Linked DNA regions of Homo sapiens: region 1 is linked to region 2. Evidence: chromatin loops called from intact Hi-C (ENCODE). Cell type or tissue: B cell. All regions are shown on one strand. Links, peaks and the distances in the headings refer to the core of each region. The heading gives the core; the rest is flanking DNA. Region 1 overlaps ZNF679 (zinc finger protein 679). Region 2 holds the start of ZNF736 (zinc finger protein 736).

Region 1 (12,472 bases), core at 1,439-9,438, 56 kb after region 2:
ACACTATCTACCCACAAAAGTTAAAAAAATTTTAAATAAGATAAAAAAGAATACAAATTTGACCTATGGGAACAAAATTCTTCAACTTATTTGCAGTCTAAAACCGCTGGCAGGCAAGGCATGGTGGCTCACACATGTATCCCAGCATTTTGGGAGGCCAAGGCAAGTGGATCACCTGAGGTCAGGAGTTCGAGACTAGCCTGGCCAACATGGTGAAACCCCATCTGTACTAAAAATACAAAAATTAGCCAGGTGTGGTGGCATGTGCCTGTAGTTCCAGCTACTTGGGAGACTGAGGCAGGAGAATCGCTTGGACCCAGGATGTGGAGGTTGCAGTGAGCCGAGATTGCGCCACTGCACTCCAGCCTGGGTGACAGAGCAAGACTCTGTCTCAAAACAAACAAACAAACACACACTGGCAAAAAAGAGATTACTAGACATGTCATTCCCCTACATTAACAAATACTATATTGTTACCATCTTTAACCTAGAACCTTAAGTAAGATGGGACACGTTAAAATTGATAGCAAATCAACCCTTCTTTCAAAGCACAAGTCTTAACACATTAAAAACAATTTTGTTTAATGAAAAAATTAAGTTCATACATAATCTTTAAAAAATTTTAAATTTATTGCATTTTATTACACAAAGGTACAATTGATAAAATAATTTATTACTAACATTGAAAGGTTTTCCTCTCACTAGAATTCAGAATATTACTGTGAACACCCACCTTATACGTCACTAAAACAATTTTATAAGTCAACCACAAAGAGCCTCTTCATTTAGATTTTTCATTATGCATGTTACAACCTAATGTCCTTACTCTTTCATAGGAAAGTTCATGAATAATGGACACCTATAAAAAATAATCTCTCATATCTCTGATGCAACAATTCATCAAATACTTTCACAAACAATGGGAAGAAAGAATCAACATGAGGTAACTCGAGACTTGGGTTACATTATTATTTGCTTTTCAGAAAATGTATATTTTTTTTACAGAAAAAGAAGCATACCTCGGATGTAATTATAAATCTCCAAAAAAAAAAACTACTTCGTTAAAATGTATATAATGTTAGCTTTGGATCATTTTTATAACTAGCACCCTGATTTAGTGTAATGTCTGAAGTTTCAGTGCCTTCATTCTTTCTACTGTGAATTCTCAAATGTTTATATAGACTTAATTTTTGATTAAATATATTTTCCCCATTTGCTACATCTGCAAAAATATTTTTTAGTAGAAACTGGTGTTTTCTAAGCTGTAGTTTTTGAACAAATGTTCTTTCACATTCATTACATTTTCAGGCTTTCTCTCAAATATAAATTCTCTGACGTTCACCAAAGTTTGAGCATCTGCTTCAGGGTTTTCCTTTAATATAAAATGTGTACAATAAAATCTATATTACAAGTAAAGGTACTACAATCCTCTTTATGTTTGAAATGTTTGTCTTCAGAATAAACAGTCCTTACTTTAAAGGCCTATATTTTCTGAAGGTCTTTTTACAGTAATCACATGTATAATACTTTTTTTTTGAGATGGAGTCTTGCTGTGTTGCCCAGGCTGGAGTACAGTGGCCCAGTCTCGGCTCACCGCAACCTCCGCCCCCTGGGTTCAAGTAATTCTCCTGCCCCAGCTTCCTAAGTAGCTGGGATTACAGGTGCATGCCACCATGCCTGGCTAATTTTTCTATTTTTAGTAAAGATGGGGTTTCACCATGTTGGCCAGGATGGTCTTGAACTCTGGACCTCATGATCCACCTGCCTTGGCCTCCCAAAGTGCTGGGATTACAGTCATGAGCCACCACACCTGGCTTATAATGCTTTTATTAAGTATAAACTTTCTGATATTAAGATGTGAACAGATATTAATGGCTTTTCACATTCTTTGTATTTGTACAATTTTTCTCTGGTTATAAATGCTTTCTTGTGCCATAAGGTGTGAGAATTTGTTAAAAGTTTTGCCACATTTTTCATTTTTGTAGGAGTTTTCTTCAGTATAAATTATCTTACCTACCCTAATGTGTGACTACCATTTAAAGGCCTTGCCACATTTAACACATTTCTGGAGTTTCTCAACAGGATGATTTCTCTTTGTTAGAAAGTTTGAGGTGTGGTTAAATGCTGTGTTACATTTTTTATGTATGTAGAGTTTCTCTCCAGCATAAAATTTTTAATTAATAAGGATGGAGAACCAGTTAAAGGCTTTGCCACATTTTTTTTTTTTTTACAATTGCAGGGGTTGTCTCCAATATCAATTATCTTACATTTATTCAAACAAAAATTTGAGGACTTTTTAAAGACATTTCCATATTCCTTATTGTAGGGTTTCTTTTCAGTATTAATTTTCTTAATGTAGAATAAGGGTTCAAGACTAGTTAAAAGCTAAAGCTTTTAACTACATTTTTGTTTTTGTAGGGTTTCTCTCTAAAATGAATTATCTGATATTGTGTAAGGCCTGAGATGTGCTTAAAGGCTTTGTCACATTTTTTACCTTCATAGAGTCTCTCTAATATAAACTCTTTTAGGCTTTGGGAGGCTGAGAGGCAGTTAGATCACTTGAAGTCAGGAGTTCAAGACCAGCCTGGCCAACATGGTGAAACCCCATCTCTACTAAAAATACAAAATCAGCCAGTGTGGTTGCATGCACCTGTAATCCTAGCTACTCAGGAGGCTGAGGCAGGAGAATTGCTTGAACCCAAGAGGCAGAGGTTGCAGTGAGCTGAGATCATGCCACTGCACTCCAGCCTGGGTGACAAAGTGAGACTTCATCTCAAAAATTTTTTGTTCTCAAATAAATTCTCTTAGGTTCCTTAAGGTTTGAGGGCTGCTTAAAGGCTTTGTTACTTTTTTTTACATTTATAAGACTTTTGTTCAATATGAATTATCTTATGTACAATAAAGGTTTGGAACTGGTTAAAGGCTTGGCCACATTCTTTACACTTGTAGTGATTTTTTCAAGTATAAATTATTTTATGTATTATAAGGTCTGAAGGCTGGACTTTATCACATTATTCACATTTGTAGGGTTTCTCTCCAGTATGCATACTCTTATGATTAGCAAGACTTGAGGACCACTTAAAAGCTTTGTCACATTCTTCACATTTGTAGGGTTCCTCTCCAGTATGAATCCTCTTATGAGTATTAAGAGTTGAGGAGAAGGCAAAGGCTTTCCCACATTCTTTACATTTGTAGGGTTTCTCTCCAGTATGAATTATCTTATGTTTCTTAAGGGTTGAGGAGCAGTTAAAGGCTTTGCCACATTCTTCACATGTGTAGGGTTTCTCTCCAGTATGAATTCTCTTGTGGTAAGTGAGGGATGAGGATAAGCTAAAGGCTTTGCCACATTCTTCACATGTGTATGGTTTCTCTCCAGTATGAATTCTCTTGTGGTTAGCAAGTGTTGAGGAGCGGCTAAAGGCTTGGCCACATTCTTCACATGTGTAGGGTTTTTCTCCAGTATGAATTCTCCTATGTTTAGTAAGGGTTGAGGACCAGGTAAAAGCTTTGCCACATTCCTCACATCTGTAGGGTTTCTCTCCAGTATGAATTCTTTTATGTTTAGAAAGGGTTGAAGAGCAGTTGAAGGGTTTGCCGCATTCTTCACATTGGTAGGAATTCTCCCTAGTATGAATTATCTGATGTTGATGTAGTTGTGAAACCATGCAAAATGATTTGCCATATTTTTTACATTTGAAATGTTTCTTTCCAGTATGTCTTGTCTTATGTCTATTGGAATTTGAAAATTTGCCGAAGACTTTGACACATTTATGAGTCTGAAATATTTTGTTTTGGGTAGTTGACAAACATTGGTTAACTTCATTACAACCTCCTTTTTGCACCTCACACTCACCCATGCTTTTACATGTTTTTACTTGTAAATTGTCATGTCCACTTTTTCCATATCTTCTTGGTATTACTTTTTGGAGTGAATCTTTTATGCCTAGCTCTGGCGGAAGGTCTTGGGTGAAATGAGAACACATAACTGAAAGACATAAAAATCACAAGTTACTTCACTTACTACACCCAGATAGATATACTTTACAAATCGAATATATAAAATTATACAAGGTACTTTAGCAAAATGGCATATCAAATTACCACAGGCCATAATTCCTTCATAGGTGTATAAATGTAACAAAAACATAGTGATCAAAATACCTTTGCTGGAAATTTATAAATAAAGTGTGTGCACCAGGTGGGCACAATACCAAGAGCCATATAGACAGAAAAGAAAAGTCTGATACATTTACCCAACACAGCCCTTCTTCATCCCCAATAGAAGAACATGGTGTCTTTAGGAGTAAACTGGCTTTTATTACAAAAGACCAGAAAAATACTGGCACCTATATCTTTATTTTTGGCTTATGGAGGCCTTTCTGTCTTCCATGATAGAAAGTGCTGAATCAAATGGTAGTATGCTTTGAAATGACACCTTTAAGTCTTTTGAGATCAAAGGTGAATGTTACAACAGCAGAAAGACTGTAGTACATGGATAGAAAATAGGTGTGGAAAGTAGCTACCTACTGGTAAGAAGAAACATGGAGAAGTCTTTTAATGGAAAAATAAATACAAAATTGCAGACAAGACACATCCTGAGAACATGTTTGAGAGACTCTGTGAATCTCTAGCCAAGAAAGAAAATTGGTTTCAGGCTATGCCAAGAAAGAGCTGCATTATAAAGATCGTGAAAGGTAGTTTTATGTTAATGTTTAAATCTCAACCAAAGATTACAATGTATACAAAACATGAAGACAACATGGTCTAATCAAAAAAATCAAAAATTTTGAAAAAGCAACTACAAAAATAAAGAGGCATATATTAATTTTAAAAACATAAGATAATCCATATTATGCTCAGTGAGAAAAATGGAAAACCAGACACCTAAATAAAATTAGAAAAATAAGAATATCAACAATAGGCTTGGAATAATAAAAACAAAACAATCATGGAATTAAAAAAGAATAAGTGAAAAAATTTAGAAGTAAGAAAAAAATAATGTAAGAAATGAAGAAGCTAAACAAACTAGGATATACACAAAAAGATCCATAACACATATTTAAACAAAGTTTCAAAAGTCACTAGCCAGAAGACAATCTTGGGAGCTATAAGATAAAAGTGAGGTATTATTTATAAGCATAGTCCTCTGACACATTTGACAACAGAAAGCTTGCAGGTCAGAAAAGAACTGTGTACAATGGTCAAAGTGCTGAAAAAAAATCTTCATGGTGAGAATAATAAATGCAGCAAAAATATACTACAAAATAAAGAAAAAATAAAGATCTTCCAGAATAAACACATGCTGGAAAAGCATATAAGCACTGCATGTGCCCTAAATAAAATGCTGAAAAGAGGTCCTGCCGCTTAAAATAACATGATGAAAAAAATACATAATCATATGAAAATATATAACTTTCTGAAAAACATATGCATATACAAAAAATAAAAATCTGTGGTATTATTGTGATCATGCAGAAAACATTTTTAGTTATTCTTTAAAATTTCAAAGATATAAGCATAAAAATAATCATAAAACATAAAAAGATATAATTATCAACATCAATAAGATGTATAGGGTAGATATAATGAGGACAAATTTTTCTATGCAACTGAAGTCATTTTTTTTTACCAGTTTAAAAAATATTGTGGTAACATTTAGAGGTGTTATGAAATCTCCAGTGTAGCACAAAGAAAAAATCTTTATAGACACACAAAAGAAAATGAGTCAATTACTAGCATGAGACAAAGATTGATATTATATAATGGTAAAATAAGTCCATTTACTAGGAATCTATAACTATTATGTCTATCTATATGTATAAGTATATATAACATCAGGGTTTCAAAATATATAAAGCAAATATTGATAGAAGTGAAGCAAGAAATAAAATGGCAGCATAAAATTATAAACATTAAGACCTCACTTTCAATAATAAATAAAAAATTGAAATAAAAAATTAATTAAAAAACAGAAAACCTGAAAAACATTATATAGTGTATGAATTCATTTTGCATTGCTATAGAAAATAACCTGAGACTGGGTAATTTATAAAGAAAAAGACTTCTTTGGTTCACAGTTGAGTAGACTGTACAAGATGTATATGCCAGCACCTGTTTCTGGTGAGGATATGAGGAAGCTTACAATTATAGTGGAAGGCAAAAAAGAACCAAACATGTCACATGGTGAAAGATGATGCGAGTGTGAGGTGGAATAGCCATGTTCCTTTAAGCAACCAGCTCTCATGTGAATTAATAGAGGGAGAACTCTATGATTACCAAGGGGATTGTACCAAGTCATTCATGAGGGATTTGTCTCCACGATGCAAACACCTCTCATTAGGCCCCACATCCAACACTGGAGATTACATTTCAACATGAGATTTGGAGGGCACAGAGCTCTCCAGTCAAAAGCAAGAGGATACACAATATTTTTATTTGCACCTGGTATGTTCTGTTAGAATACATAGGTCTTAGCAAATTTCAAAAGATCAGCCAGGTGCAGTGGCTCACAGGTGTACTCTCAGCACTTTGGGAGGCCAAGGTGGAAGGATCACTTCGGGCAAGAAGTTTGATACCAGCCTTGGGAACACAGTGAGACCCAGTCTCTACAAATAATTAAAAATTAGCTGGGCATGGTGGGGTATGTCTGTAATGTCAGCCACTCAGGAGGCCAAGGTGGAAGGATTACTTGAGTCCAGGAGGTTTAGGCTGCAGTAAGCCAAGACTGTGCTACTGCACTAGAGTCTGGGCAACAGAGTGAGAAACCCCGTGTAAAAAAAAAATTTAAGAAGAGCAAAATCATACAGCCTATTTTTTCTAACCAAAACTGATAAAACTAAAAAGAAAAAAGGTAAAACTGGCAAATCAAAAATACATGGAAATAAACACACTTTTCAATGTATTCTTGCACAGGTCAAATAATTTAATTTAATTTAATATTTTTGCTCAGGGGTCAAAATAGTTAAATGACAACTTAATTTGTTAAGATGTCAATATAACCCACAGTGGTGAACAAATTTAATATAATCTGTATCAAAATTCCAAAAGTATATTTATTCCTGAAATATTGTTTAAAAATTTTAAACTTTATTTTGAACTATATCTAGAGAAACACACGTGAAAAACAGAGGCAATATACTTCTTAATTTTAAAACATAATAAAAAGCAACAATAACAATGACTATGTGGTATCCACACAAAGACAAATAAGGACATGATAGAGCAAAATAGGGGGCCCAGCAATGAACTCTTCTGTGTATGAGCAAATAATCTGCCACAAGGTTGCCATGAGCAGACAATGGAGAAAATATAATCCCTTCAACAGACAATGTTGAAAACTGGATATCTACATTGAAAAAATAAACTTGGATGCTTTAATTGCATCATATACAAAAAATATTTTAAACAAAATACTTTGGAAAAAAACTAACGAAATTCTTAGAAAAAAAATATAGTGGAAAGACATGACATTGGTCTTGGCACCATTTTCTTAGACATGCCATCAAATGCATGAGCAACAAAGAGAAGAACAGGAAAATTTAACTGGGCTAAACTTCAAAATTTCTGTAATCAAGTAACACATTTAATAGTGTGACAGTGCCACCCAAGAAATGGGTGACAATATTTGAAAATCACATGTGATAAAACTTAATATTGAGAATTTATAAACAACTCCTAGAAGTAGACAACAATAACTGAATTACTTGATTTAGAAATGGTCAAGCGAGCCAGGCGCGGTGGCTCATTCTTGTAATCCCAGAACTTTGGCAGGCCGAGGTGGGCAGATCACCTGAGGTCAGGAGTTTGAGACCAACCTGACCAACATGGTGAAACCCCATCTCTACTAAAAATACAAAATTAGCCAGGCATGGTGGCACATTCCTATAATCCCAGTTACTCAGGAGGCTGAGGCAGGAGAATCATTTGAACCCGGGAGGCAGAGGTTGCCCTGAGCCAAAATTGCCATTGCACTGCAGCCTAGGCAACAAGAGTGAAACTCAGTCTCAAAAAAAAAAAAAAAGAAAGAAAGAATTGGACAAATGATTAAACTAAATTTTAATAAAAAAAGATATACAAATGGGAAGAACTATTTGAAAGGTTGCACAAAATTAATAATTTATAGAAAAATGCAAAACAAAATCACAATACAAAACAAAATTACTTTACATCAATTAGAATAGCCAATATAAATTTTTTCAAAAACACCAACTATGTTGATGTAAAGAAATTGAAGTCTATGTAAGTTGTTGATGAGAAAAAAGATGCAGCTATCATAAAAAATATGAATGTTCTTTGAATAATTAAAAATGAAATTATACAATACAGCAATTCTATTTATAAATCTATATCTAAAATATGCAACACAGTAAAATGAAGACATAAGAGGTATCCTGCTTGTATATCCCCCCACAGCAAGTCTCATAACCCAACCTCTAAATAAATAAATACATGGATAAAAATTAAAAAATAAAAAAGTTGTAAAAAAACCTTAAACTATATTTCAAGTCTATAGTAATGACAACAGAATGGCATGTGCAGAAAAACGGACAACCACCAATGAAACAGAAACTACTATTCTCACACGTTTTAGACATGATGCAAAAAAAAATTTTTAATGGTTTAACATAGAGTTTCTCAAAAATATGCAGATATTAGCATGCCCCCAAAACAATGGTAAAGCAGTCAGTCTCTGATAAGCCATAAAGAAAACTTTGGCTCACACTGTGAACTTGAAGAAAGATTACTGAAGCGAAAGTAGAATCCTTAGAGAATTTAAAAGCATGGGGCAGAAGGTATCCCTATCTGAGAGCAAAAGAAAAAAAAATGACTCGGGCTTCTTAGAAACTCTTTCCATGGAAGCACATCTCCCCAAATCACATTTTAAGGACTGGCTTCCTCCTTGACTTTTGCACCTCTCATCTGTGTCATCCGCTTCATCCACTCTCACTTACCTGGGTGTTTGGTTACCATCTCATTTCTCTTTATATTCCAAGGCTCTTTATTTTGCTCCAGACAGGTGATCAAGTCTGGCTTAGAGACAGCAATACCTGTTTTATTAAGAAAAAAAAGTAACATAAATCTTGCTGAATTCTTTAATTACCAAACGAGTATTATGCTTAGTAAAGAGGATATAATAGAAAATTCTAGAAAATTAATATTGATTCATAACAGAACTTTTTAACTATTTAGAAAATATTTTAAATTTGTAGGTCCTTAATTTCACTACTCAGTACTACTGAATCAAAAATTGGTGGCAGCAACTGAATTCTAAGGTGTGGGCAACGATATTTTATGCCATGACATTTTTGGAATTGCCACTAACCTAGAGTGAAAGATACATAAGCTCAGGAAAGGGAAAAGTTCAGGTCAAGATAAAACATCTTGAAGAATTTGTTCTACACCAATGAATCCCCAAGATTTTCTTCAAATCAGAGAGCTAAAATTCACTCATGCAAAGCAGAAATTACCAAAAAACATTTTAGAAAAGAGAGAAAAGAAATATATTAGGAATTGTGTATTGAAGTTATCCTCACCCAGGGAGACCAGGTTTCTGTAGTTCTCTAACATCACATCTCTATATAAATTCTGCTGAGCGTGATCCAGGCATTGCCACTCCTCCAGAGAGAATTCTATGACTACATCTCTGAATGTCAACAGTCCCTGAAAAACAATAACAACAACAAAAAAACACTCATGAACACACAAACACTTACTATGTGGCCGTAGGCAGAGATTTTTATTTGACTCAAGTTAGAGAGTAAAAAGAAGTGTTTCTCACTTATAAGAGTGACTAAAATTATTCAATGATAATTTTTAACACTGAAGTATTCTCTAACTCTCCACAATACCACTGTAGATATGATACTTTTCTGGATGATAAATTATTAAATTAAGGGCATCAATATGCACATGTCTATTTTTTTCTTTTCTTTTTTCTTTTTTTTTTCCTTTTGGAGACCAAGTCTCACTCTGTTGCCCAGGGTGGAGTGCAGTGGCATGATCTTGGCTCACTGAAACCTACGCCTCCTGGGTTCAAGCGATTCTCCTGCCTCAGCTTCCCAAGTAGCTGGGACTACAGGCGTGAGCCACCATGCGTGGCAAATTTTTGTATTTTTAGTAGAGATGGGGTTTCTCCACGTTGGCCAGGCTTGTCTTGAACTCCTAACCTCAGGTGATCCACCCACCTCGGCCTCCCAAAGTGCTGGGATTACTAGCGTGAGCCCCCGCACCTGGCCTAAATTTAATTATAAAGAAACACCAGTTTTATGCAAAGTTGAAGATACAGATAACTTCCCTGTTCTGTAATTTTTAATAGTAACATTAAGTAGCCTTTCTTTAGCACCCTAGAGAGCAAGTATCTCTTAATAGGTTTTTTCAGAACTTTCTGGGTAATAAGTGCCATCCTGTTTATGTTAGCATTTTCTAAATCCTGTTCTGCATGGAACTAATAGAGCACACAGATGAAACTTCAACAAGACATGTTTCACTTTTCTTTAATATCCAAAGACAACTGTGTTTCCCCAGTAAAAATCTTGAGTATCCACACCTTCTCATGTTCAACAGCTACAATGGGAACATTTTAAATACCGCAGGTCATAAATTTGTGGTGAGAATTCTGCATGGCATACAAAAATCCAAGATGAAGAAAATATCTAGAAGGCTATGGTGTGGCCAGGCACGGTAGCTCACGCCTGTAATCCCAGCACTTTGTGGGGCCAAGGCGGGTGGATCACTTGATGTCAGGAGTTCGAGACCAGCCTGGCCAACATGGTAAAACCCTGTCTCTACTAAAAATACAAAAATTAGCTGGGCGTGGTGGCAGGCACCTGTAATCCCAGATACTAGAGAGGCTGAGGCAGGAGAATCGCTTGAACCCACAAGGCGGAGGTTGCAGTGGGCTGAGATTGTGCCATTTCACTCCAGCCTGGGGGACAAGAGTGAAAACTCGGTCTCAAAACAAACAAAACAAAACAAAACAAAACAAAAACAACAAAAAAAGAAGACTATGCTATATAGAAAAATTTTTTTTCAGAACCCCTGGACTATCATAAAAATAGCAAAAAATAATTGAAACAAACTCATTAGGTATAAACAGCACAAGCAGAGAAGTAAACATATGCATGTTCCGAACACATGGCATTCCAAAGGCAGAGTGGACACTGCATTTTTTTTTTTTTTTTTTGAGACCATCTTGCTCTGTCGAGCAGGCTGGAGTGCAGTGGTGCAATCTTGGCTCACTGTAACCTCCACCTCCTAGGTTCAAGCAATTATCCTGCCTCAGCCTCCTCAGTAGCTCAGATTACAGGTGTGTGCCACCACGCCCGGCTGATTTTTGTATTTTTAATAGAGACGGACTTTCACCATGTTGGTCAGGCTGGTCTCGAACTCCTGACCTTTTGATCCACCTGCTTCAGCCTCCCTAAGTGTTGGGATTATATGCGTAAGCCACCACGCCCGGCCCGCACACTACTCTTGATCTGAGACATGCTCACCAAGAAAAAGTGATTTTTTTCTTTTCCTCCTCTTTCTCTGAAATGTATTTTCAGATAAGATGCTCTGGACATATCAAACCTGCATCTTGAGAATATGCCTTTAAAGCACAACCTATTCACCTGCTACCGCCACACACACCCACGGCAGAAAGACCGAGACTTGCAGAAAACATTCACCCATTTTTGTTGTGTATAATTGAAAAGATTTAAGAGCAGAGAACAACGAGCTTCTCCATAACCACTAAAATATAAGTTTCTTTTTCCCTGCCCTCCCCTATCAGACTCCAGCAATGTTCTTTACAGTAATGGGAGCACGAACCGCACTGACCTCTTCCTACCAAACTGAAATAGGGCAGGCAGTGCAGCCTTCCTTTGATGCAAAGGTTGAACTAAACTCTCCTGAACGTAACTTGAACCCCTCAAGTTTATAAATCACTTGGTAATCTTGGCCCTGCTTTGTGCAAAGCGATTCTGCAGGACCCAAAAGGGTCCAGGAATGGGCTTTTTCAACAAGTCCCCTGTAAATGCTGATTGTGCTTTCCCAGACACATTATTAGCATTAGCGAGAGAAAGCAGGCACAGCAAAGAGTCCCTTACACCCACTACATTTGTCACAATATAAATACTTCTGGTACAAATAAAGACAACCAATCTCCACCCTGAAATATTATATTTTTTGTTAGCTTTTTTAAGTTTACAGAGAAAACAGAAGGCAGCAATGTCTGAGTAGGTCTGCACTTGGGAAATGTGTACACATGTACTAATAAAATGTTTATTAAGCAGGTACTATGTGCTCAGGAGCATGTCACAGAATACCGTGCTGGGAATAACACATAATGTGATTTAATTTTCATACTCTGGGAGTTGCTACTAAGTGTTGAATAATTTTTAGCATTTGGATTAAGAGCACAGCATTTTTATTTATTCCTATGTTTCTCTATCATTAATTTTTAAAAGAAAATATATAGAACAATAAATCA
Region 2 (12,472 bases), core at 2,101-10,100:
GCTGGAATGGCTGATTGCTCTGCTGTGAAGCTATTTTTCTACAAATCTGGCTGAAGTGCTCTGGAAGGGACTGTGTATTAAAAATAGGCAGATAAATATTCTGCCTGCAGATTTTGGGGCAAGCCAAAGAGAGAAAAGCCTCTCTGAACTAAAGCCTTGTGTGTACCTCCTGTGTTTATATCCTGTCTGGTAATTCTGTACAGTGTTTGGAAAACATAATTAAAAACAAAATTATCTCCAACTTCAGAGACACTCTAAAATGGTACAAGAGAAAGAAAATTTTTTTTTTTACATAATTAAACCACAATGTGATACCCATCATAGGCAATCTGCTGAGATTACAAAAGCAGAGATAAAAATCACCATATTTAGTCTTTAAGTAGAAGACTTAACAGCATAATTTGTCATATATAGTTCATCTTAAATTAACCGGGTAATTGAGAAGCCTATATGTATATTGGGTATATTCAATGAAAATTTAAATTGGCTATATTCAAAAGCAAAATAAGATTTCCTTGGCTTCATAATATTTTATGAAGTTACCTACTGTAGGACAGAAAGGTAATCCATTTACATTTCAATGCAATGGTTTCCAGGTCCTAGAGAAAGACATTTCTAAGTTAAAAAGGCTGACAAAGTCCTATTTACCTGTTTAAATGATGTACATACATTTAACAGAGACACAAAATAAATTTACATGTAAAAGTTTTCTTAAATTATTTTTTAAAAGGAGAGTAAAATGTCTTTTTTTATCTTCAAGTTTCATAATTTAAGTCTGGTATTTCTAATTTGTATTTGCCCTTACAACAGCCAAGTCTAAGGCCATGACCTTGAACTCATGGACATCTGATTTCCAGTAGGCATTTTAATCAGGCACCCGACGAGTGGCATTGGGTACAATTTGTTCACATGAAAGAGGGTTTAGTCAGGAAGTAAAGGCAGAAGAAAGATGCTATGAAGGACTGTTAATCTGAAATAATCTGAATAATCAATAAAGCCTCAAAATCCAATTGTAGAGTTTATTCAAGTGAAAAGCTAGAAATAGTCATCCAGGAGACAAAAGCTCTAGTGAAATAAGATGAGTGCTTCATAGGTGAAAGTTAAGTTCTTATTTCTACAGGCGAAAAACAAATTTAACAAGACTACAACAGTTTCTATACAAGGCTGGCTTAAGATTTACAAAAAATTAATTGGTTACAATGTATTTTTCCAACTTTTTTTTTTTTTTACAACTGGTTTTTCTTTCCTTTTCAACCTAAGCGTGTATTTAACATTTCATCTTAAGACAATGCAATAGCCATAGGTAAGAGGGAGGTTAATCTATAACGAAAGTCAATAGTGAAGGGGAAAGAGGTCTTCCATGGGGCACTTCGGCCATTGACAACACCTGACAAAAGAATGCAGCTGTAGAAGTAGGTGTAATCCATAAACAGAAAAACAAAGGTTACAGCTGCCTTGTTACTGCTGCCTGTCATATTACCCAGATTTTGTACTTACATTCCTTTAAGACCCAGAATAATTTAGAGTATCAAACAGCTTAAATTTTGAATTATTTAGTTTCATAGGACCTATGGGCAGGGGAAAGTCCAGAGTTAGTGGAAAGACTAATTTGTGCTACAGATAGTGGCTCAGAAAGGGTTAGGCTCTGGCTTATTTCTGTGTCTATGCAGGTAGATGAGACTATGATCAGGTGACTCAGAAGCCCAGTTGACTGGATGGAGCAGGTTGTTGCCACAGATTTAGCGTCTGAGGACAGGGATAAGTCTAAAGTCCTCTAGGCACTTGTATCTGGCTGAAATGTGAGCATGGAGATTTGTCCTAAGAGGGTTGTGAGCACATTATTATATAGTGTGCATGTGTCCGGGGGGGCAAAATCACATACTGGTAGCTAAATGGGAGGAGTCTGCCCTCTTAACTCACTTCCTATGTGTCCTCAGTTCCTGTTGACCCTGGGAGAAACATGGCATCACAGAACAATTTACAGTGTGACAGTCTGTGTGCACTAGAGCAGAACCTCCCTTTTCTGAGACACCTGGAGTCTCCCTTCAGCCCGGGGCCTGCCTGACACTTGCTGAGTGATTCACAGGCACGCACATGTCCTTGGCTCCTCTTATGTTATTTGTTGATGATTGACTCAAGTGTCAAAAACATGAGCAAAACAACTCCATTTTCTTTTGAGTAACCCAGGGCATATTGTGAGAAGTTATTATAGCATGAGCATGAAGATGTTTTTATCCCAGCTTTGTTGGAAAATGAACAAATCAAAAACAAAAAAAGAAAATGAACAAAATCAGCAAAAATGGATATGTGGTAGGAATAGATGGAAGCCTTTGACAATTATGCCATGAATCCATATTTTATAATATGTAAGTAATAAAGCAGAATATAACTGCATTAAGAGATAAGATTATGTTTTCAAATAGTTGGTATGTGTTTACTATGAATTTTTGTACCACAAATACCCCCTGCTTTTAGGTATTTATTTTTTTACTTTTTTAAAAAAATCAACTTTTAAGTTCCGGGGTACATATGCAGGATGTGCAGGTTTGTTACACAGGTAAATGTGTGTCATGGTACTTTGCTGCACAGATCAACCCATCACCCATGTATTAAGCTCAGCACCCATTAGCTGTTCTTCCTGATGCTTTCCCCGCCCCCTGACAGGCCCCAGGGTGTGTTGTTCCCCCAAGGTGTCCATGTATCTCATCATTCAGCTTCCACTTATTAGTATGAGAGCATGCAGCGTTTGGGTTTCTGTTCCTGTGTTAAGTTTGCTGAGAATAGCGGCTTCCAGCTCCATCCATGTCCCTGTCAAGGACATGATCTTTTTCCTTCTTATGCCTGCATAGTATTCCATGGTATATACCTACCACATTTTCTTTATCCAGTCTACTGTTGAAAGCAATGTGGGTTAATTCCATGTCTTTGCTATTGTGAATAGTATTTTTTTTTGTTTTACTTTTAAAAACAATATACTGCTTAAGTTTAATTGAAAAAAATAAATTTTTAAAACATACTTTGAGAGCACAGAACCTATTGAAATGTAATCACAAGTGTTTCATGCTCAATAAGCAACTGTAGTTTAATATTTGTTATGAATATTTGTTGACTGTGTTTCAAAATTTCTTATCCGGTATTTTTAAAAAATATTTATTACTTCAAATGAGTGCCCATAATATGGTAAAGATACAAGAGATTTCAAATAAAAAAGAACTCACAGAATTTACATGTTTCGAGGAAAATGTCACAGCTGTAATTGGTTAGAATTTACATAAAGGCAGATGTCTTTATACAAACACATAAGACAGAAAAGCAGAGCAAAACTGTGGTTTGCACCAGGCAAGATAAGGAAAAAAAGAAGGCGCTAAAGAAGGGAATCCATAAACAGTGTGGTTAAAGACTGTAAGTTTAGGTGGCCCTAGAAAGGCCTTACTAAGAATTAGGAGGCTTTAGTAATTAAGTAATAGAGAGTGACTAAGTAGTTTTGTAAAGAGTAAACAGAAAGACATACATTTTTTATAGAATTAAAATGTTGATGGTCCTATTAAACTATTATCTAATCTGTTCCAATAATTGACATATTCTTATTACTGTTATCTCAGTTAATTACACTAATAAATATTTTAATTTTCAAGTCAGGATATTACTTCTGTCTCTTAATATACTCAACGATAAATAATCTGTTATTATTATCTGTTTCACAAATAAGAGCTGTGAGACACAAAGAGGCTGTGTAACTTATAAAAGTTGACTTTTTAATTGTGAGAATAAGTTTCAGGTCCTTTTTAAAGCGAACTTTCTTCTCTATTAGATGTCTTTTGTCACATTCTCAGCCGTAATTTTAGAAATGTCTGTATCTTCACTCCTGCTCACAATGTATTTTGATGTTACTATCTTAACACTTCTTAGAACAGTGCTTGGCATATTGTACATAGCATTATCAAACATGATTCCCAAAGGAAAAAAATAAAAACATAATTTCTATTTGTAGATGATATACTATACCTAGAAACTCAAGAGATTTGACAAATACCAAGATTTAGCATAGTGGCAGCATAAAAAATAAAACTTTATAAAATAAATATAAAAATTGATGTTCTATCATATTGAGATACCACTTCACACACATGAGAATGGCTATTATATGAAAAACAACAGCATAATCCCTAAAAGAACAAGCGGTAAAAAGAAGAGGGAGAAATTAGAATGATTTTTAACTCCTGGTGCAAATGTAAAATGGTGTAGCCACTATAAAAAACAATGTGGACATTTCTTGGAAAAAAAAAACCATAAAATGTACCTTCTTCTATGTTTAGAACATAGAATTATATGATCCAGCTATTTCATTGCTAAATTCAGACTGTAGTTCAACAACATACAGCTTATCACTAATCAATGTTATTTCTGCAAACTAACGAGAATTCCTGACAATGGCTGACTACTTATTCTGCTTCTTACTTTATAAACCGTATTAAAAAGGCCAAAGTTCATATCTTAGGTAACATGCATCTGAGTCTTCCAGGCAGCTGTCCTCACCTTGGCTGAAGTAAATTCTTTAAAATTTTATTTTTTTGCCCCTGCTTCTTCCTTTGGATTGATATTTCTGGTGCTGTGAGCAGGATTCAGAGGGACACCCCCAACCATCCAACATCCCTCTTGAACTCAGAAACTAGTCAATGAGAACCCCTTGTATTCTTCCAGCTCCCAGTACATTGTTGAGTGTAAGGGGTGAGTCCTCCTGAATTCAGATCTCCCTACTATTTCATGAGGTCAAGACTTTGCTTGAGCTGTTCTTTTCAACCCTCACTTTCTAGAAAAAATATTTCCATTTTTGGCTAAAGTCAGGAGATTTTAATTTCAATATTTTTAACTGCTTTCTCTGCTACTGTCTCAAGACAGAAAATCTGGGTCATAATACTGGCAGTCTAGCCCTGGTGGTTTTACTTCTTTTGTTCTAAAATTAGGTAACATGCTTTAAAAAACACAGCTGTTTTCTATTGCTTCTAATTTGAACTTGACTTTTTGGGACCTTCAAAGCAAAAGGTGCATGGGAGTGAATTCTCTCATCCCAAAGATAAAAGGCAATTTCTTTAACTGACTCATTTGGGTGCTCTAGGCAACTAGAGACTTTGTAGAGGTGTTAGGATGATTTTCAATGCTTTGTACCAGTCTCACAGGGTCCTCCCAAAAGAAAAACACCTGCAGAGACTTTTAACTAAGCTGGAAGTAAACATAAGCATTGCTCACCCAGCACTATAATCAGCAACTCTTGGGTGACACCTTGAGGAGTGATGCTCATACACAGCACACTTAGACCTGGTACACTGCTCTGGCCATGATCACCTTTGAAAAGTTTCTAAATTATGGAAAACTGATCATCAAAACCATTCTTTTCCTTCTAGGTAACATGCCTTAGAAACATAAGCTGAACTTATGTATAATACCTATGGAGCTTCATCTTGCAAATGCCTGGGTAAATGTACCGACATGACTTCAGATGACCCCAAAATGCAATGACAAAAATGAAGGTCTTATGACATTTCTAAATTAATATATTTCCATGCACAATTGGAAACGGCAGGTTTTAGAATGAAATTTAATGAAAGGCCTTCTTTCTGTTTTGCCTGGCTACATTCTAATAAGAGATTTCAAAGTACATTTTAAGAGGGCTCTTTCACTTCCTCAAAAAAAAACCTTTTAAATGTTCAAAATGCCTGTTTGATTGCTGCAGGATTTACAATACATACTTTAACTTTTTCCAGTCTTTTCTCAGTCTCTCGGAGATGTAAATCTTACCATGTATTTGAAATGTTAACATCCAGAGAATTAGCAAAACAGCATTCTAGCTGAGATCAAATTGGAGAAAAAAAAATTGAAGTTTTTTTAGACCAAACCTCAAAATTTTATTTCTCAATGAATTATCTCTAGCTTAGGCAAAAAAACATTACATACATAATAATTAATTACTAATGTATTTGTTTTTATTATTTGATTTTTGCTCTTGACCTTCTGGAGTCCACATTTGTAAACTTGTCTACTCCCATAGACAGCTTTCATTCTCCTGTTTTACCAACCATTTCTTAAAATCTTGTGTCTGGCCTTTGTGGGTAGATGGTAAACTGAGAAGCTGAGATACTAAAAAATGTGGCCTGAAAATATAGATTGCAACCCACTTGCAGTAAGCTGTTCTTAGGAGAAGTTTTGATTACAGAAGAGCTACAATTTTTTTGTTATTTCTCTGAAGTTTTAAAGTCATACAGGATTTCTTGGATTTGGCCTCATGAATGTTTGTGTTGGTTTTTAGTCACTAGTTCAGGTATCCCTTTAATTTAAAATTTCAGTTTATATTTAGAGTGTAATAGAAACTTTTGTTGTTTTGTTTGTTTAGTCTTCTCTCTGGAACTAAATAAAACCATATACTGTGGTTTGGAAAAAAGAAAACTATTTACTGAAAAATTTCAAAGAGAAACAGCTTTGAATAGTGATTACCCTAGGCCTCCAGTAAACAAAAATGCCCCATCTCCAAAATTCCTTCTTGATGTAAATTTTAGAAAGAAAAAGATAAATTTTAGAAAGAAAAAGACAAGTAAAGAAATGTTTTTGTCTGAGCGTAGTGGCTCACACCTGCAATCCCAGCACTTGGGAGGCCGAGGCAGGCAGATCACGAGGTCAGGAGTTCGAGACCAGCCTGGCCAACATGGTGAAACCCTGTCTCTACTAAAAATACAAAAAATTAGCCAGGCGTGGTGGCAGGCACCTGTAATCCCAGCTACTTGGGAGGCTGAGGCAGGAAAATTGCTTGAATCCAGGAGGCAGAGGTTGCAGTGAGCCAAGACCGCTCGACTGCACTCCAGTCTGGGCAACAGAGCAAGACTCTGTCTCAAAAAAAAAAAAAAAAAAAAAAAAGGGAAGAAATGTTTTCTATTTACCTGGGTAAAATCTAATTTTAAAAAATTTAAAAGCTCTACAGTCAAAAGTCCATTTATTTAGAATTGACAGTCAGGCTTAGTCAGGCATATATATATATATATATATATATATATATATATATATATATATATACACATACACACACACACATACATATACACACACACACATACATACATACACATATTTTATATATACACACACACACATACATATACATACGTATTTGAGGCCTATGGTTTTCCCATATAAGGTCTTTAGTTAACTGAATTTCTCTCTCCCTAGACTAGCATCTCTATGTGTCCGTTTCTTCTCTTGCCGACATGATTTTTGCAAGGATAATGTAAAACTTTACTGGCTCTTTGGAAAACAAAGTCTTCTCAAACTGTCTCCTCTGGAATTAATTCTTCCATTTACTTCTATCTGTCTCATGTTCCACTTAAAACCTTTTGTCACTATAGAGGACAACTAAAGGAAACTTCTAGCAGCCTGAGACCCCTTGAAGAGCACAGATAAAGTGCCACAGGCTTCTCCTTTTTGGCAGGGTACCTCTGTTTTTCCTCATGAAGCCCCCAGAGTTGTGGGTAAACAGTTTCTTTTCAGGTCTGAAGCTCTACTCCCTTTTACAATGAACTCCCTCTCTAGGGCTTTTAGATACAAACATGAGTAAGTTATATGTTGTGTCTACATGTATATATATGTCTATAAATGTCTTTGTGTATTATCTACATGGTACTGAATTAACTTAAAGATAACTGGTCATGAATTAAAAAAATAAGCCCAATATTTTTAAGAATATGTGAATTGAGTAAATCTTTTGGTAAACATGACTAGTTTAATATTGTTAGTTTAATTTTAAAAAAGTCTTTTGACTTCTCAGCAAAATATGTATATATTTAACTTTATTGCTTTTATGATACTTGCCCAACATGGTAATATAAAAATGGATAATAGGAAGTTTAACTTTAGATGAGTATATTAGTCTGTTTCATGAGATTTTACAAAAATAATTGTTAAGAATAAATAAATAAAGCATGTAAATGGGACAAAAGTTTATAAACTTACAATACTGATTGTTTTGTAATGTGTTTAATTTAAATAGTTTCTCAAATCTTTATGGAAACTACACTCGTAGACTGTTGCTAAGCTACATTAAATGATGGCTATTCATTAAACATCTAAATTATCTCCAAGTAAGACAAAATGCTAAGATATTAATTTTTAAATACAAGTTTAAGCTAAATATTTTTGGTTTCTTCACAGAAACCAAAGATATTTAGATCTGTTAGTATGCCCTATTCCACATTAAAAATGTTTCCATTTAAAATCCTATGTTTCTAAAAATTAGAAAATATATCTTTATAAAATTTTAGTTCATGACTAATAGTTAAAATTGCTTACTTCTCAGGCTTTCACTATAAATTAAGATTATTAAAAATTAAAATTCTGCCCAAGATTCGTAACTAAAACTATTGTTAAGGAGAGAAACAACTTTACATACACAGTACAAAGAAAATGTGTTTCTTGATGAAAAAAAAATATTTTAGAAACAGATGTGAGAATGTGGTTTTTCTTAAAGAAACGGCAATTTTGCTGAGTTTAGAGGTTATTTAAAAAATACATAAAATTGAGAGAAAAAAGATAAAGAAAATGAGGTAAACTTAATGGATATAGAAAGCTGGAGAAAGAGAAAAATAAAATTTTAAGGGGTTATAAAAGGTTTACAGAAATCTTGTATGGTCAAAGCTGATTGAGATTGAATACATCTGTTTATAATGCTTTCCTAAGGTTAGCTTTAATATTAATAATATAAAAATAAAATTTGATTTTCTACTTTTATGAAGAAGATTTACTCCAAATTTGTTGGAAGGAACCATATTAGATTTTCTTGGCCAGTACCTGTGCCACTAAATTGAAGGGTAATGTCTTTTAAAATATCTGGTCACTGCTCTCTCTACATAGCTCTGAAAAAACCCAGTACTGGACAAATTCTCTCTAACTTTTCCACAGGCATGGCCACCAATCTGTTTTAGATTAAGATTCTATTTGAAAAAAATCTGCTAATTATCTGCCTGGCTTTCAAAAAACAGCTTCATTCATTTTATTGGAAAAAAATGTTTTTGCCTTGGTGAGGTGTCACCTCCCATGAACACATGATTAAAAATATTTTTATAAGCTTAGAAAAAATTACTGATAAAACTGTTACATCCATTGCAGCTCAAAAAAAAGCTACTGATTCACTGGCTACGATTATACTAGACAATCATATTGCTTTAGGTTACATATATTACCTGAGCAAAGATATGTATGTATGGTGGGAAATATCTTTTTATTGTGTACACATAAATACTTCCTACAAAGTAGAAATTTTTTAAAAAAATGAGTTGGCCACTGTCACAAATTCTCCACCCTGCACAAGAGAGAAACTGATGTTTTCATGAATGTTTTGTAATTTACGTGTTAATCTACCACACTTTCTTGTAGAAATGTATTTATTTTTCTGCAGGCATCATGAGAGAGACATTTCCTCTGTCTTTTCCCAGGTAGCATTCCCAAAGCTAAGCCCTGGGATTCTGTTTGAAATCATGCTAAATAGAACAGACGCGGAATCTTACTACACTCACTGTGGGAAATATAAAAGGTAAATGAGAATTTTCAACCAATGGAATATAAACTATTTTTTTCTAAAATCTACCTCTTTTCTTTTAGAAAATTTTTTTTTTAATCTTTCAAGCTCTAATGATAAAATCCATTATACAATTAATGAAAAACTGAAGTTGAAATAACTGAACATATATATTGAAGGTGACAAACACAGGGAGAAGTAGTGCTGACTGGAACACAAATGTTTTAGACTCATGTGTCAATCACTTGAGAGATTCTCCCACCCCCATTCTGCTCACTAAAGTACTTGATCATCACTCTCCCAAAAGATACTGCACTTGCCCCCTGTGTGGCAGATGTGTATTTTGCTTTGCAAATTTATACACTCCCTCACTAGAGTGGATCTTTCCTGTACTTTGGGACAGTTATTCTCCTTCACAAGCCTGAGAGAAACCAGAGGGCAAGATGCATTTGTGCCTTTTCCCCTCAATATCAGCACCTGATTGGTTGACCACCAATGTGTCTGCAAGAAATGAAAACTAGGATTGAGGGGAAAAAAATCTTAATGTTAAAGCAGTTAGCTTTTTAGAGGAAGGGTGAATCAGGAAACTGCTCTCAGCACGAGGGCATCCAGCTGCTCCCCTGAGAGGCTCCACCCAATGCCTCAGGCTCTTCTCTGAAAGGAGATGACCCAGGGGCTAATGTTTGCTAGACACTCCAAGAGATATGGTCCTTGTGGGTATCTTGGATCATCCCCAGAAAGCTGTAATACTTGGACCAGGAAAACACAGGAGAGTGACTGAGGACACATCACCCTGCAAAGGATCCAAAGACATTCTGGGAAGGCGCGCGTGCCTAGAGAAGATGAGAGGAGATGCGCAGTGTCAGGTGACTACTCTTTGCTTTTCTGTCCTGTGAAATATGCACAAACAGACTAATATATTAAAAAGAGCCACCCACGGCTCTGTTAAACAAAAATAAACAAAATGCCACATCCGTTTTAAAATTAAATAAAGAACTGATAGTTCATAATGTGATTTGGAGAGGGATAGTTGGCATTTGGGAATGTGGGAAAGAAATTGGAAATTTAGAATTTTATACAGTCCCTAGAACAGTTAGGCTGGGAGAACAGTTTTAGATTTGAGACCCTGCTTGCCAAACATTTGAAAAATGCAGAGAAAACCAACGACCCTGTGGAGCATTAAAATAATTAAATAGCTAGCAATTAGGCTGAAGTGGCCATGGTGCCCTGGGATTCTGCCTAAGGAAACCTAACTACGTCGAAGGAATTTCTGGTAAATTATTAACTTTGAGAAACAACAACAACAACAACAAAACAACTTAGGCTTAACCAACCACAAGCTGCCAATAAAAAGCTCTAATTACATAACCAGGACATTTCCACCGGAGGGCTGCAAATGCAATACGTAACTGTAACCAATCAAATATTGAATCTGGTTTGCTTCCTCATACCTCTTAAAAAAAAAAAACAACCTTTTGTTCCAAGACCCTCCTTTGAGCCCCCAAACAACAAATCATAGCTGGGTGTTCTCTGATTGATAAATTACTGTTTGTGCAAGTAAACTATTTGTATTAATCGCTTCTGGCATTACTATAAATACCTCAGACTGGGTAATTTATAAGAGGATTAATTGGCTCATGGTTCCACAGGCTGCATAGAAAGCATAACACCAGCGTCTGCTTCTGGGGAGGCCCCACCCAGAAAGCTTAAAATCATGGATGAAGGTGAAGCAAGAGCTTGAAAAAGAGGCAAGGTGGGGTGCTGTACACTTCTAAATGATGAACTTCAGGGAACTCACTCACTATTGAGAGGACAATACCAAGAGGAATGGTGCTAAACTATTCGTGAGAAATCCGGGCCCACAATCCTTCCACCAGGCCCCACCTCCAACATGGGGGATTACATTTAAATAGGAGATTTGGGCTGGAAAACACATCCAAATTATATCCTAAAGTTGCCTCAATTTAGGCTAGGGTGGTGGGTCATGCACGTAATCCCGGCACTTTAGGAGGCCCGAGGCGGGCGGATCACCTGAGACCTGAGCTCGGGGAGTTCGAGACCAGCCTGAGCAACATGGCAAAAGCCTGTCTCTACAAAAACAAACAAAACAAAATAGGCGTGGTGGCGCACCCCTCTAGTCCTAGCTACTTGGGGGGCTGGGGTGAGAGGATCATCTGAGCCCAGTAGGTGGAGGCTGCAGTGAACCGAAATGCACTTTAGCCTGGGCAACAGAGTGAGACACTGTCTCAAAAATAAATAAATTTAAAAAAGGGCCATGATTTTATTTTTAAAAGGAGAAAGGAGGGACTAGGGACCCCACGGCCCACTGCTTCTTCCACGGAGGAACTCCAGACCCTAAATGAGAATTCCCGTCTTATGACACTCCCAACACCCCCACACAATCTGGAGGAGGGAGACTCGAGGTTGCGGCACAGAGCTGCCCAGGAAGGGATCTGAGCTGGGGAGAAATTCGAGTTTAGGGACAAAACAAGACGTAGCGTTTTGGCTGCTGGCTCAGCCCCTAATCTGCGATGGAGGGAAATGAGGATTGAGCTGTGCCCGCGGGGACTCGGGGATGCAGACTCCAGAGCAGACCGCGAGAAGGCCCAGATACCACCGCAGCCGGTTCCGGCCGGATTCAAACAGCCTCTTCCCCATTCTCGGGACACCCACTCCACGCACTCACCATTTCCCAGCCTCCAGATGTTCCGCCGTCCTCCCTATGGATCTCCCAGTACCTGCAGGTCACAGGATAACAGAAGCTATAGTAGAGTCACCGAGGAACTCCAGGAACGGAGGAGATGGAACAGTGGAGACGCGAACTAGGATCAGAGCCCGGAAGCTAGGAGACAAAGGCCCCGCCATATTGAAGAGGCCGCCTCTTCCTCTGTAGCTGCGCACTTGATTGGACAGTTT

The links. Peaks named below come from ENCODE experiments on the same cell type or tissue, not always from the same donor. Only the 100,000 strongest peaks of a DNase experiment are listed, where the experiment ranks them.
Region 1: it touches region 2 in a loop (2.7-fold over the local background); 2 of 110 quality-filtered maps call a loop at or near these places.

What each region holds. Positions count from the first base shown.
Region 1 is chr7:64,257,409-64,269,880 of GRCh38, reverse strand. ZNF679 (zinc finger protein 679) reads right to left here. Exons shown (of 5, transcript NM_153363.3): 3 at 9,534-9,660; 4 at 8,952-9,047; 5 at 2,950-3,985. The coding sequence ends at 3,012. Among named protein-coding and RNA genes, the nearest start is that of ZNF679, 35 kb to the right of the region's middle. In B cell, for the core only: no CTCF peak of the experiment used is centred there; no DNase peak of the experiment used is centred there.
Region 2 is chr7:64,313,924-64,326,395 of GRCh38, reverse strand. It overlaps ZNF736 (zinc finger protein 736), which reads right to left and starts at 12,435. Exons shown (of 4, transcript NM_001170905.3): 1 at 12,243-12,435. The coding sequence starts at 12,245. RefSeq lists a silencer at 3,278-3,478 and an enhancer at 12,203-12,382. In B cell, for the core only: no CTCF peak of the experiment used is centred there; DNase peaks (open chromatin) are centred at 5,235 and 5,665; H3K4me3 peaks cover 699 bases; H3K27ac peaks cover 4,012 bases.